4 separate regions of the Homo sapiens genome follow, and all the other regions are linked to region 1. Evidence: chromatin contacts called from ENCODE Hi-C or POLR2A ChIA-PET data. All regions are on one chromosome and are shown on one strand. Each heading gives the region's core, a stretch centred on a gene start or an enhancer-like site at or near the end of the contact. The rest is flanking DNA. Distances are from core to core; before and after follow the strand shown.

Region 1 (2,571 bases), core at 51-2,550:
GGGCTCACCAACAAAGTGCCCAACAGGTCGGTGACAGCCAGCCCACATACCAGCGTGTAGAAGGTCGTCTCCTTCTGCTCCTTGCGCGACTTGCACAGCACCACGATGGCCACCAGGTTGCCCACCACCCCGAAGATGAACATCACCGCCGGGATGGTCACTGGGCTGTTCAGCCGGTCGGGGCTCAAGGAGGCGGACGAATTGACCCCGGGAGTGGACATGATAGTGGCTGGCGGTGCGCAGCCTTGGAGTGCAAGGCTGGGTCTGGGGATGGTAGAAGAGAGACAAAGCTGCCGTGAGCGGAAATTACCACTTGTAAGGTGTTAGACCCGCGCCCGAGAAACGATACACTGATAAGACAAGGGGAGCAACTCGATCCTACTTTCTGGATTGTAGCCACTTACCAACTGCGGCCACCAAAATCTCCAGGCTCGCGATACGTCCTGCCAACAGCACACTCTTGCTGACATTAATATTTATAAACTGATTTTCCCATTCCTCTTCCTCCCCACAATCCAACTCACTCCATTGCCAAGATGAATAAGACCCATCTCAAGGGAAAAGTAGCTCGCTAGTGCTATTCTCGATAGATTCTGAATCAATAAAATGCTCACTGAAAACAAGTTACAAAAGCAATTTGGAGAGCGCGCTCTTCCCTTCTTGGCTCTCTTCGGCGAGGGCCGCATCCCTGCGTTCTCTACCCGTTGACCCCAACGTCAGCCCAACGCCATCTCACCTGTAGCGGCAGCAGCGGTGGCAGCCTCACGAGCCCCCAGGGTCAGCCCTCAGATGTCCTGGACCCGCCTCCAACCTGCTTTCACCTTGTCCTGCTCAGTCTGGAAACTGCCAAATCTTCGGCTTCTCAAAGCCGGTCTCAGTGGCTGTCGATTTTTGGACACCGAGGTCAGAGTTGCCAGCTTTCAAAAACTTGGGAAACAAGAGGTGCAGCGGGATGGGTCAGTGAAGAATGGTGCTGGATTTCTTACTCGCTATTTTTTTTCCTTCAAAGACGAGTCCCAGCTTTGCAGTGCCCGCCGGTCTCGTCTGCGGGAGGACAGCGTTCAGGTGTGAGGCTGTGCGCGCAGGTGGCGCGGAGCCTTGGTCCCCAGCTCTGGCTGCCCTCCGCCCCAGCCACGGGCAGCACGGGCGGCTACTGGAGTTTGCGGCTGCCGCTGAGGCCGCTCCTGGCTACCTGGGGGCGGCTCGGGGTCCACTCTGCCAGAGGCTCTGGCCTGGGGCTGTTCATCTTCCTCTCGGGCTGCCGGGCTTGGAGCTCCGCTCTCGCCTTTCCACCCTCTGTACAAACTTTTCTCCTCCTCCAAGTTTCCCTGGCGGAGGCGGAGGCAAACCGCGCGCTGCCCGGGCGCCCATTGGCCGGATTGGAAGGGGGCGGAGCGCGTCCTCCCTGGGCGCCGCAGGGAAGACTGGCGGGGGGCGGTGTCTGGGCTGGGGCGGGGCTGGGCGCGCGGGGTGGGGCGGCTCCCGTGGTTTTCACGCCCTCGGAGGTGCGGAGTGGGAACTCGGAGGGGACCCTGGGAAGCCCCGGTGCTTTCCCCGGCGACCGCTTAGCCGCTCCTGAACTCGGCTTCCAGTGGGGCCACCACTGAAACCGGCGACCGTTTCCGCCTCGCTGCCTGCCGCTCGGAGTGTACTATTTCTTGAACCTCCTGTCCGCGGGCCGCAACATCTAGATCGTGGAAGAGAGGGCAGTTGTTTTAGGATTCTACCTAGGGTTGGCCGAGAAAGGAGAAGAAATACGGTGTCTGCGCTAGCGCGTGCGCCCCGGGGTTAGACTTGGGTGCGCCCAGCGGACGTGGTAGGTGGGTGGGTGGGTGGGTACCAGATTGGGCGGGGAAATAACGAAGAATCCATCCTCTCACCATAAAAGGAGTTGGAGTCAGTTGGCAGTGCCCAGACTGCGGGCTGCGCTTGGTCGGGCACCCCAGGCAAAAAAGAAAAAAAAAAAAGAGAAAGAAAGAGGAGGAGACAGTGATTGCAGCCTCTCCCGGCGCAGGTGGCAGAGCCTTGCGGCTTTGGAGAGAGGTGGAGCCTTGGTGAGGTTGGGAGGACTGCCTAACTGCGATCTTTTTCTCCATTCTTCCTCCTGGGAACTTCTCCGCCCTGAAAGGGTAGCGTGAGCTTCATGCCTTCGGCCGGCCGTGTTATACTCGTTAGACCCAATTCACCATGAATCCTTTGAAAGACTAGTGGAGAGTGAGAAGGGGGTTTCAAAGTCACTGGAGTAAAGGAATTCTCCAAGCACCACCTCATGATTAATTCTTGGAAAAGCCTGTTTGCGCGGCCCTTAGAATCATTTTGACTTCTTGTCTAATGGTGAAGTTTTTCTCTGTAATCCTTCTACTCTGTTTTCTAAAACCAGAACTAAAAACCTAAAAAATTGTAAAACTTCATGGTGTAATTAAAACCCCTTCACCATTTTTTTTAAGTAAGATTGTGTGGCCTTATTGCACAATTTAAATTCCTGGAAAAACCTCTTCCCATCTGCAGTGTACAAGCATTCTAACATATTATGTCTCCTCACAGGGTAAGTAAATAACTGGATTCTTTTAT
Region 2 (2,571 bases), core at 32-2,531, 2.8 Mb before region 1:
GAAAAGAACTACTATTACATTGTTTGGGTTTGCATGAAGCCATCTATGTTGTTCCTCAATAGCTCCATAAAGCCTAGATTATAAGACTTTGTACCACACTGCCAAAAGGGTAATGCCAAATTATTACTGCATTCAGAAGGAGAAAATTTGTCCTTAACATGGCTAAAAGCACTCAAAATTATAAATACATTTGCTGAAAGATACTTTAAATTCTCATTTAAGGTGTGTGGGAGTTAAAAGGTGTTTAATTTTCCCTGTCAGTTGGGTGTTTTACATTGGCTAAGAACCAAGACTGTGACAAGAAATGAGTTCTATGATTGAGAAACTCTAAGATTCTGGGGGTGGCCTAGGAGTTTACTTTGAGATTGAAATTTATTTTCTATGGTCAACTGTATAATTACGATGATACCACCCCTTGCTTTCCATCTGACACTTGGTTTGAGAAACTGTAGGTAGGAAAGGGAAAGAAGAATGTCCCTCCTTGGGCCTCTTCTTTTGGGCCTGTGCTTCCTAGAGTCAAATGTCAAGCTGGTATTTCCTTGGTGCTAAGAGCAACCACCACTCTGAGGCAGAGACGGGATGGGACCTAGCCAAAGTCCCAGTAAACAAACTGTATCTTGTAAGCGCAATTTAATTAGGGTCAAACTATTCTGTATGGACTTGCTTTTTCGACTTCTGAGGATTTAGTAGTCATGATTAAGTGCTGTCACGCTACTGCGATCTACAAACAGTAGCTCCACAACATCCGCCCGCATCGTGGCAAAGAATTATCAAGAAATCCCCAAGGGGGCGGTGAGGAGCCGCCGGTCGGCCAGGTCGCCCGGTCCCTCAGTCTGGTGAAAAGCTCCGTTGCCCACCCTGAGGGCTTCGCGGAAGGAAGTTGGCCGTATCGCTGCACCTTAGAGATGCGACGGCCGAGGCTCCCAGCTCAAGCTTCTGGTAGTAAGGCCTGTGTGCCTGGCATTCGGGGAGGCCACTTTTCTATCCCCAGCTTCCGGGCCACCACTTGGGTGCGTCGTGGGGATGTCGGCAGCTACGTTTGCGGCACAGCTCCGGCTAAACTGAAAAACGAATCCTCAGGTTTGACAAAACTAAACTAAAAAGACACTTTTCTCCTCTCACTCTGACGTCCCAAAAGTTTCCTTTTTAGGGGTCGGGGCCTACGGTGGGCGAGGAGAAACTCGAGGTATCTACCCACCGCACCAAACAACTCATGCGTCGCTTCCTTTCGACTTGGAGCTGGCCAGTATCCCGGCGTCCTCTCGGCCGACGCTGCGGTCTGAGGCCACTCTGGCCGGCAGCCGACGTCTCTATGGCTCCGACCGAGGGGCGGAGCCGCTGCTCGAGCTGCTGCTGGATTGAACTCAGAGAAGCCGGGGTGGGTATGGCTGAGCCGCTGCGTGGGACTGAGGGGAGGGGGCCGGGTGGACGCCGCGGAACTGCGTCCTGAGGTGGGAGACCGGAGGTGGGGGACCACTGAGTCTGATGTCTGGAGGGTCCGGTTGCGGGTCGGAGGGCGTGCTGGAACAGCCGCCACGCGGGAGCCAGGAGCCTCCTGGGTGCGTGTGACCCACGAGCCGGCACCGTCCCGCGGCCCTGGGGTCTGCGAGGAGCCCTGGCGCCGCCCTCCGGCTTCGCGCTTTTTCTAGATCCCTAGAACCCCAGCCCTCCGCCTACGCTCCGCGCCCCTGGCCTTTTTCTGGCCCAGGGTGGGGTTCCGGGAGTCGTGCCGAAGGAGCCCATTGCCGTCCTTAACCGGTTGTAAGAGCCTTTCGTGCCCCGGAGCCTTTGAGGCTTGAATGCTGAGAGTGTGACATGGTCCTTTCCCTGCAGCCTGGCCCATTTTTTTAAATGACATTTGAAAAATTATTGCATCACACCAGACTCAGAAAAGGATGTCTGGGAACTTCTGAGGCTTGAAACATGTTGAAATACAGAATTTTGTTTTATTCGTAATGGGCATAGGAACTAAACATTTTAAGTGCAGACATCTGATGGCTATAAAAAGTTTCAGTGAAAGTAAGCAAGATTTGTGTTTCCTTTGTCAGTTAGTTGCATCAGATTTGGCATCTGCTTTTGATATTTTTCCATTAAAGAAATTAAATATATTAAGTTTACAGCAACTACAGTTCAGTGAAGAAGACTTACTGGTAAAGCATAATAAAGGCGGTTTCTGGAATTTGGACCGTGTTTTGACCTTGGGTTTTTGCATATAATGTGTAAGGTTGGTGGGGAAGAGGGAAAGTTAAAACAGATGACACTTACTTAGAGAATGTATCAGCTCTTATTTGTTTTGACAGAAATAATGTCTAAGAGATTATTAGCAAACAATACATGATAGCGTATAATTAAAGTGACCAGCTAATTATATGTTTGTGGAATTCAGGAAGGAGAAAAGTACTGTTATGTATACTCTGAAGGCCCCAAAGTTAGTGGTATTTGCTATAAGGGGGATGGGGTGTGACAAAGTTTGGCCATTGCAGAAAATGGCTTCTGCGAGTCATAGGGAGGAATTTATAATATGTCAGTTATGTCAGAGAAGCTATCCCAAACAGTATCTTTAGTTCATAG
Region 3 (2,571 bases), core at 39-2,538, 2.4 Mb before region 1:
TCCTCTGCCCACTGCCCTACCCACCGTCGACAATTAGGGTGATGTCAGTAAACCGGTCCTGCTCTCGCTGTTCATTCAATCGGTCGAGGATCATTTTATGATGTTCAGGGAACTCCTGAAGGCATTCCATCGTCTCTTCAGCCTCCATGGCCGTCGGGCTGCTCTACAAAAGAAGAGCATGATAATGTACACCCATGAGCTCGAGCCGAGGAACAAAACCCCTAAAGCATAAAACAACAACAAAAAAAACCAGCAACGTGAAAAGAAGGGGGGAGGGTGAAGCAAGAGGAGAGAAAGGCGAGGGAAGAAAGGCGAGCCGAGCGGCCCCGGAGCGTTGAGACCGGAGCCGCGGCCGCGGGACTCCGAGCCTGACCTAATTGGAGTCGGGAGACGCGAGCTAGAGCGGGGTGGGCACAGCGCCGGAGGTTCCGAGCGCCAGGGCGCGCAAGTCCAACAAGGGAGGGGACTCGACAGCCGTGGCGGTCCTCTAACGGCCCGCCAAGCCCTTCTGCCCGGCCGGGGCTCCCACCGCCCCGGGACCCGGTCCGGCCCGCGACCCACAACGACTCTCGGGTCGCCTCTCCCTCCCCCGCCCTCCCTCTTCTCCCCCGCCCCGACCGGGCCGGCACTCACTGAGGGAAGGAGGAGCGGCCCAGGCTTGCGCGTCACTTACGTCGACGCACACCGTCACCGCGTCGAGCTCCGGCTGACGCGGACGCCTTCCGGGCGCCGACCAGCAAGGGAACGGGCCACGCCCCTACCCACACCCCTCAGTGGATGGGCGGGGCCGAGCGCGGGGATTTGGCGCTCACGAAGGGCGAGGGCTTGCTCTCTGAGAAGAAACCGGGCAGCGGTGGGCTTGGGCTACTGCAGAGCCTGGCAGGGCCAGAAGCTGGGAACCTAAGTCATTGCCCTTCAACCTCTCACCCTCCCCAGCTTGACTCCAGGGGCGGACACTTCCCGACCCGAGCCCGGAATGAACTCGCCAACCGTCCTCACAGCCCAGCTACTGCGCGGCCCCTCCCGCCCCGTCCTGCCCCGCCCCCTTCCTTCCGAGACCTGGGTTGGCCCGCCTTACCTAGCTCGTGGGTCGCCCTCCTTCCTCTCCGTCCCTCAGAGCCTCTTGTTCCGTGCTTTCCCCTCCCAGGGCATAATGCGCCCCACGCCTTTCCTGACCCCTAACCCGTGGGTCGCCCTCCATTTTCTTCGTGAGAGCCGGGGCTCCCCTTCTGCTCGGGCCCCGCTGGCGCACGTGCGTTCGGTTGGGCACCCGGGCGGCCGCGGCCCCGGCAGCGGCAGCTACGGGCGCGAGCACGTTCGGGCCGCCCGGAATCTTCCTCCGCGAAGCGCGCCCTCCCCGCGCCCTGCCGCAGCACGTGCTTGCTGGGCTCAGGACCTGGAGCTGCTCAGAATTATTTACACCGGATCCCGTTAGTGCAGGCCTTCCCCACTCCTTTAAAGAGTCCAGGCCGGCGCGGTGGCTCATGCCTGTAATCCCAACACTTTGAGAGGCCTGGGCGGGTGGAGCACATGAGGTCAGGAGTTCGAAACCAGCCTGGGCAACATGGCGAAACCCCGTCTCTACTAAAAATACAAAAATTAGCCGGGAATGGTGGTGGGCGCCTGTAATCCCAGCTATTCGGGAGGCTGAGGCAGGAGAATAGCTTGAAGCGGGGAGGTGGAGGTTGTAGTGAGCTGAGGTAGTGCCACTGCATTCCAGCCTGGGCGACAGAGCGAGACAACGTCTCAAAAAAAAAAAAAAGTCCAGTGACCCACAGTCAGCTGCATGTGACTGCTTCCTTAATTCCTCCAAAGAAATATTATATATAAATACATTTTGAGGATAATTCTATAATTGAGATTTACTTATTTTTTTCTCTCAAAGAACTTGAGAATTGGGATTACGGAGGAACTCAAATAGCTATATGGTAATAATGTCATCATAACTTCAACAGATATGTATTGAGAATCCTAGTACTAGACACTGAGAAGTCCAGCTGTGAACAAGGTATATGTGGTTTCTGCCTTTCTGAATCTTAAGTCTAGTAGACTGCATAGATATTTTGAACAGTAATTGCCTAGGTGCTTGCTGATGAGTTTTGCAACACCTGAAGAACGAAGTAACTGGGTGTCAAGGAAAGCCAGTTGACCTGTAAGAAGAGATGTGGGCGGGCGCGGTGGCTCACGCTTGTAATCCCAGCACTTTGGGAGGCCGAGTTGGGGAGGAGGAGTTCAGCCCAGGAGTTTGAGGCCAGCCTGGGCACATAGCGAGACCCCATCTGTATTAAAACAAAAAATGTTTTTAAGTGATGTGAAGTCTAAGTGTTCTTAGCCAAAAGTATAGCACATGCAAAGGCACCAAGATTATAGCATTCAGGAAACTGAAACAATGTTGCTGGATAGACGCACAAGGGTGCCTTATAAAAAGTGTTGAAGATGTCAGATTTTCTTTTTGCAAGGGGAAGCCTTGCCGCATGGTGACATCCTAAGATGTACTTTTTAAAGAGATAATTCTAGCCCCAATATGGAGAACAGATTAAATGGGACAAGCTGCTAGGAATAGAGATCAAC
Region 4 (2,571 bases), core at 53-2,552, 2.3 Mb before region 1:
CGCTCAGTGGGCGCTACTGGCAAAAGCGTTGCTGCAAAACCGCCAGCTCCGCATTAGAAGCAGAGCCGCCAGACAGAACCCGGGACCTGAAACCACCGAAGCGGAGACCGAGCTTGGCTCCCCAGCTCCTGAGAGAATGCAAGTCAAGGAGTACGAAGCTGTGATACTCAAAATTAGTAGAAGAAAAATGAATAACATTTAAATAAGATAAAATTTTAAAATAATAAATTCTAAAATTCAAATAAAAAGGCAAAGCAAACACACTGGAAACTACCGGTAGCATTGTTCTCAGAGCAAAAGACACAAAAAGAGCATTTAAAAATAAGCAAAAATTAGAGAGAACCAACCCTACAAAGCAGAAATTACAAGTATTGCCAAAAGAAGCAATTCTGTGATTAGGATATCCCTGTTAGATCTAAACCGGTACATGTTACACCTAAGTCTACATTTCTTAGGACAAAAACAAAAACAAACAACAACAACAACAAGAAACCAACAAAACCCAGTCATGGTTAAACCTGTTTACGACTAAAAAATCGTAGTAGCTGATATATCCCGACTTGGTCCACAAGAGGAAAAAGTCGCGTTCGGCGGAAATTGCTATCGTCAAACCGAGCTTCGTAAACCAGAAATCGCTTTTGCCGGCATTTCCTGACTTCCATGGGAGTTTAAAAAACACCAACATAGCTAAGGCGGGACTTGATGTTGCGCAGCTAGCCTTGGTGTAAGAGCTCCCAGGCACTGCTAAACTGGTCATCGCTAAACCTAAATGAATCGCATTCGCTGGTACACAGATTTCTACAGGAGTTGAACATCTCCTGCGCAGCTAAAGCAAGCCGTACTAGTAGGAAGCCGGAACTTGCCACGACTTAGAAACTTGAGGCTTTGGGAGGCCAAGGCGGGTGGATCATCTGAGGTCGGGAGTTTGAGACCAGTCTGGCTAATGTGGCAAAACCCCGTCTCTACTAAAAATACAAAAATTAGCCGGGTGTGGTGGCGGGCGCCTATAATCCCAGCTATTTGGGAGGCTGAGGCAGGAGAATCACTTGAACCCGGGAGGTGGAGGTTGCAGTGAGCCGAGATCGCCGAGATGGCGCCACTGCATTCTAGCCTGGACGAAAGAAACTCTGTCTCAAAAAAAAAAAAAAAAAAAAAAAAAAAAAGAAAAAGAAAAAAGAAACTTGAGGCAGGGCTAACTCTGCGTTTGTTATGATTAGGCTACAGGAAACCCGGAGTTGCTGGGAAATGAGTCACAGGGTCACTCAGCCTTTCTGTGGCGAAACATCGACTTCCTACGACCTAGAAATCGCCGCCAGGGCTAGGCTGGTGTTTGTCCTAAGTGGGTACTTGCTTGGGTTGAGAAATCACATTTTGGCTATTCCCCGACTTGAACCAGGGGATAGAAATCGTAGTCACCGGCTGGGCGCAGCGGCTCATGCTGTAATCCTGGCAGTTTGGGAGGCCGAGGCGGGCAGATTATTGAGGTTAGGAGTTCGAGACCAGCCTGGTCAATATGATGAAACACCGCCTCTAGTAAAAATACAAAAATTATCCGGGCGTGGTGGCGAGCGCCTGTAATCCCAGCTACTCAGGAGGCTGAGGCAGTAGAATCCCTTGAACCTGGGGTGCGGAGGTTGCAGTGAGCCAAGATCGCGCCACTGCACTCCAGGCTGGGCGACACGGCGAGACTCTGTCTCAAAACAAAACAAAAGGAAAAGAAGAGAAAAGAAAAAGAAACGCAGGCACCCTGAAATCGAAACTTGTTAGGACCAACAAGCCAACGACAGACGAATCTGCGGGGTCCTGCGACAGACACGCCAGCCCCGCCGCCACAGCACAGGGTTCTGGAGGTCGAGCTGTTCTGCGGGTTCTGCGGCGGCGCTGGGAAGAGACGGCGCCCGGGCAGCTCCCCTGTCACCGGCTTGGAGGAGCGGCGGGCTCCCCTAGCCCAGCGCCGCCGCCGCCGCCCGGGAACGCCAGGCTCACCCCAGCTGGGGAAGCTCCGAATCCCTCAGATCGGCGACCTGAGTGCTGTCGCCCCGAGAAAATGGAGGCATCGAGCAACGAGCTGTGCTGAGACCGAGAGACCTCAGTTCTGCGAAATGTCGGTGCCTGGAGCTTGCGAATGACTGCGGCCGGCGGGTTGTCAAGGACAACATTCCTTATGGCGCAACCAACAGCGCTGTCACCAAGAAACTGGACTCTGAGAAAAAAGAGGGTTTCGGCCACCGAGAAACTCCGTGCCACATGTGCCGTGACAGCAAAACCGCCCGCTCCGCGCCGCTGGTGAAAGAGCTAACGAACGCCAGGTGCTGCGACAGTGACACCGGGACTAGAAGGCCTCGGATGGAGAATGGGACGCCCAGAGCAAGCAGGAAAACGTTTTGTTTGGCTCAACTAGCGCTGTCGCAACCGGAAAACTGTCAGGCCAGTGCTGCTGCGGATGTGAGAAACCGGTGATCCGAAGGCGGAGTGGCGCTGGGCGCTGGACTCGCTGGTGTGAAAATCTGGCTGCTCTAGGACCCGGCAAGCGCGGGCACCAGGCGAACGCCAGCGACTTTGCCAGACAAA

The links. A loop is a pair of places that touch in the nucleus more often than their neighbours do. ChIA-PET counts read pairs that join two places held with the same protein, here RNA polymerase II (POLR2A). Pooled maps may share reads with other maps.
Region 2: a loop to region 1 is called in a pooled map, with 10 times the contacts of the local background. The contact joins the promoter of C5orf34-AS1 here to the promoter of PTGER4 in region 1. A Hi-C loop is called at or near these places in 4 of 50 pooled maps. POLR2A ChIA-PET finds 5 or more read pairs at or near these places in 3 of 52 experiments (T-cell, activated CD8-positive, alpha-beta memory T cell and naive thymus-derived CD8-positive, alpha-beta T cell).
Region 3: a loop to region 1 is called in a map of ovary, with 20 times the contacts of the local background. The contact joins the promoter of ZNF131 here to the promoter of PTGER4 in region 1. A Hi-C loop is called at or near these places in 2 of 168 maps with a recorded cell type or tissue (naive thymus-derived CD4-positive, alpha-beta T cell and ovary) and 9 of 50 pooled maps.
Region 4: a map of naive thymus-derived CD4-positive, alpha-beta T cell shows a loop between it and region 1 (4-fold over the local background). The contact joins the promoter of FLJ32255 here to the promoter of PTGER4 in region 1. A Hi-C loop is called at or near these places in 1 of 168 maps with a recorded cell type or tissue (naive thymus-derived CD4-positive, alpha-beta T cell) and 8 of 50 pooled maps. POLR2A ChIA-PET finds 5 or more read pairs at or near these places in 2 of 52 experiments (PC-9 and WTC11).

Annotation. Positions count from the first base shown.
Region 1 is chr5:40,678,644-40,681,214 of GRCh38, reverse strand. It overlaps PTGER4 (prostaglandin E receptor 4), which reads right to left and starts at 1,300. Exons shown (of 3, transcript NM_000958.3): 1 at 737-1,300; 2 at 1-264. The coding sequence starts at 221. RefSeq lists an enhancer at 1-282 and a silencer at 1,418-1,637.
Region 2 is chr5:43,482,629-43,485,199 of GRCh38, reverse strand. C5orf34-AS1 (C5orf34 antisense RNA 1) reads right to left here and starts at 1,281. Exons shown (of 3, transcript XR_007058763.1): 1 at 1,199-1,281. It overlaps TMEM267 (transmembrane protein 267), which reads left to right and starts at 1,335. Exons shown (of 3, transcript NM_022483.5): 1 at 1,335-1,378. RefSeq lists enhancers at 1,006-1,195, 461-1,304 and a silencer at 1,250-1,480.
Region 3 is chr5:43,119,631-43,122,201 of GRCh38, reverse strand. It overlaps ZNF131 (zinc finger protein 131), which reads right to left and starts at 1,288. Exons shown (of 7, transcript NM_001330707.2): 1 at 1,079-1,288; 2 at 25-163. The coding sequence starts at 148. RefSeq lists enhancers at 1-200, 201-769, 1,567-1,626 and silencers at 347-606, 1,037-1,386.
Region 4 is chr5:42,992,064-42,994,634 of GRCh38, reverse strand. It overlaps FLJ32255 (a long non-coding RNA gene), which reads left to right and starts at 1,302. Exons shown (of 2, transcript NR_104643.1): 1 at 1,302-2,571. It overlaps LOC105374746 (a long non-coding RNA gene), which reads right to left and starts at 2,360. Exons shown (of 3, transcript XR_007058755.1): 1 at 1-2,360. RefSeq lists enhancers at 1,134-1,428, 1,698-1,827, 2,128-2,337.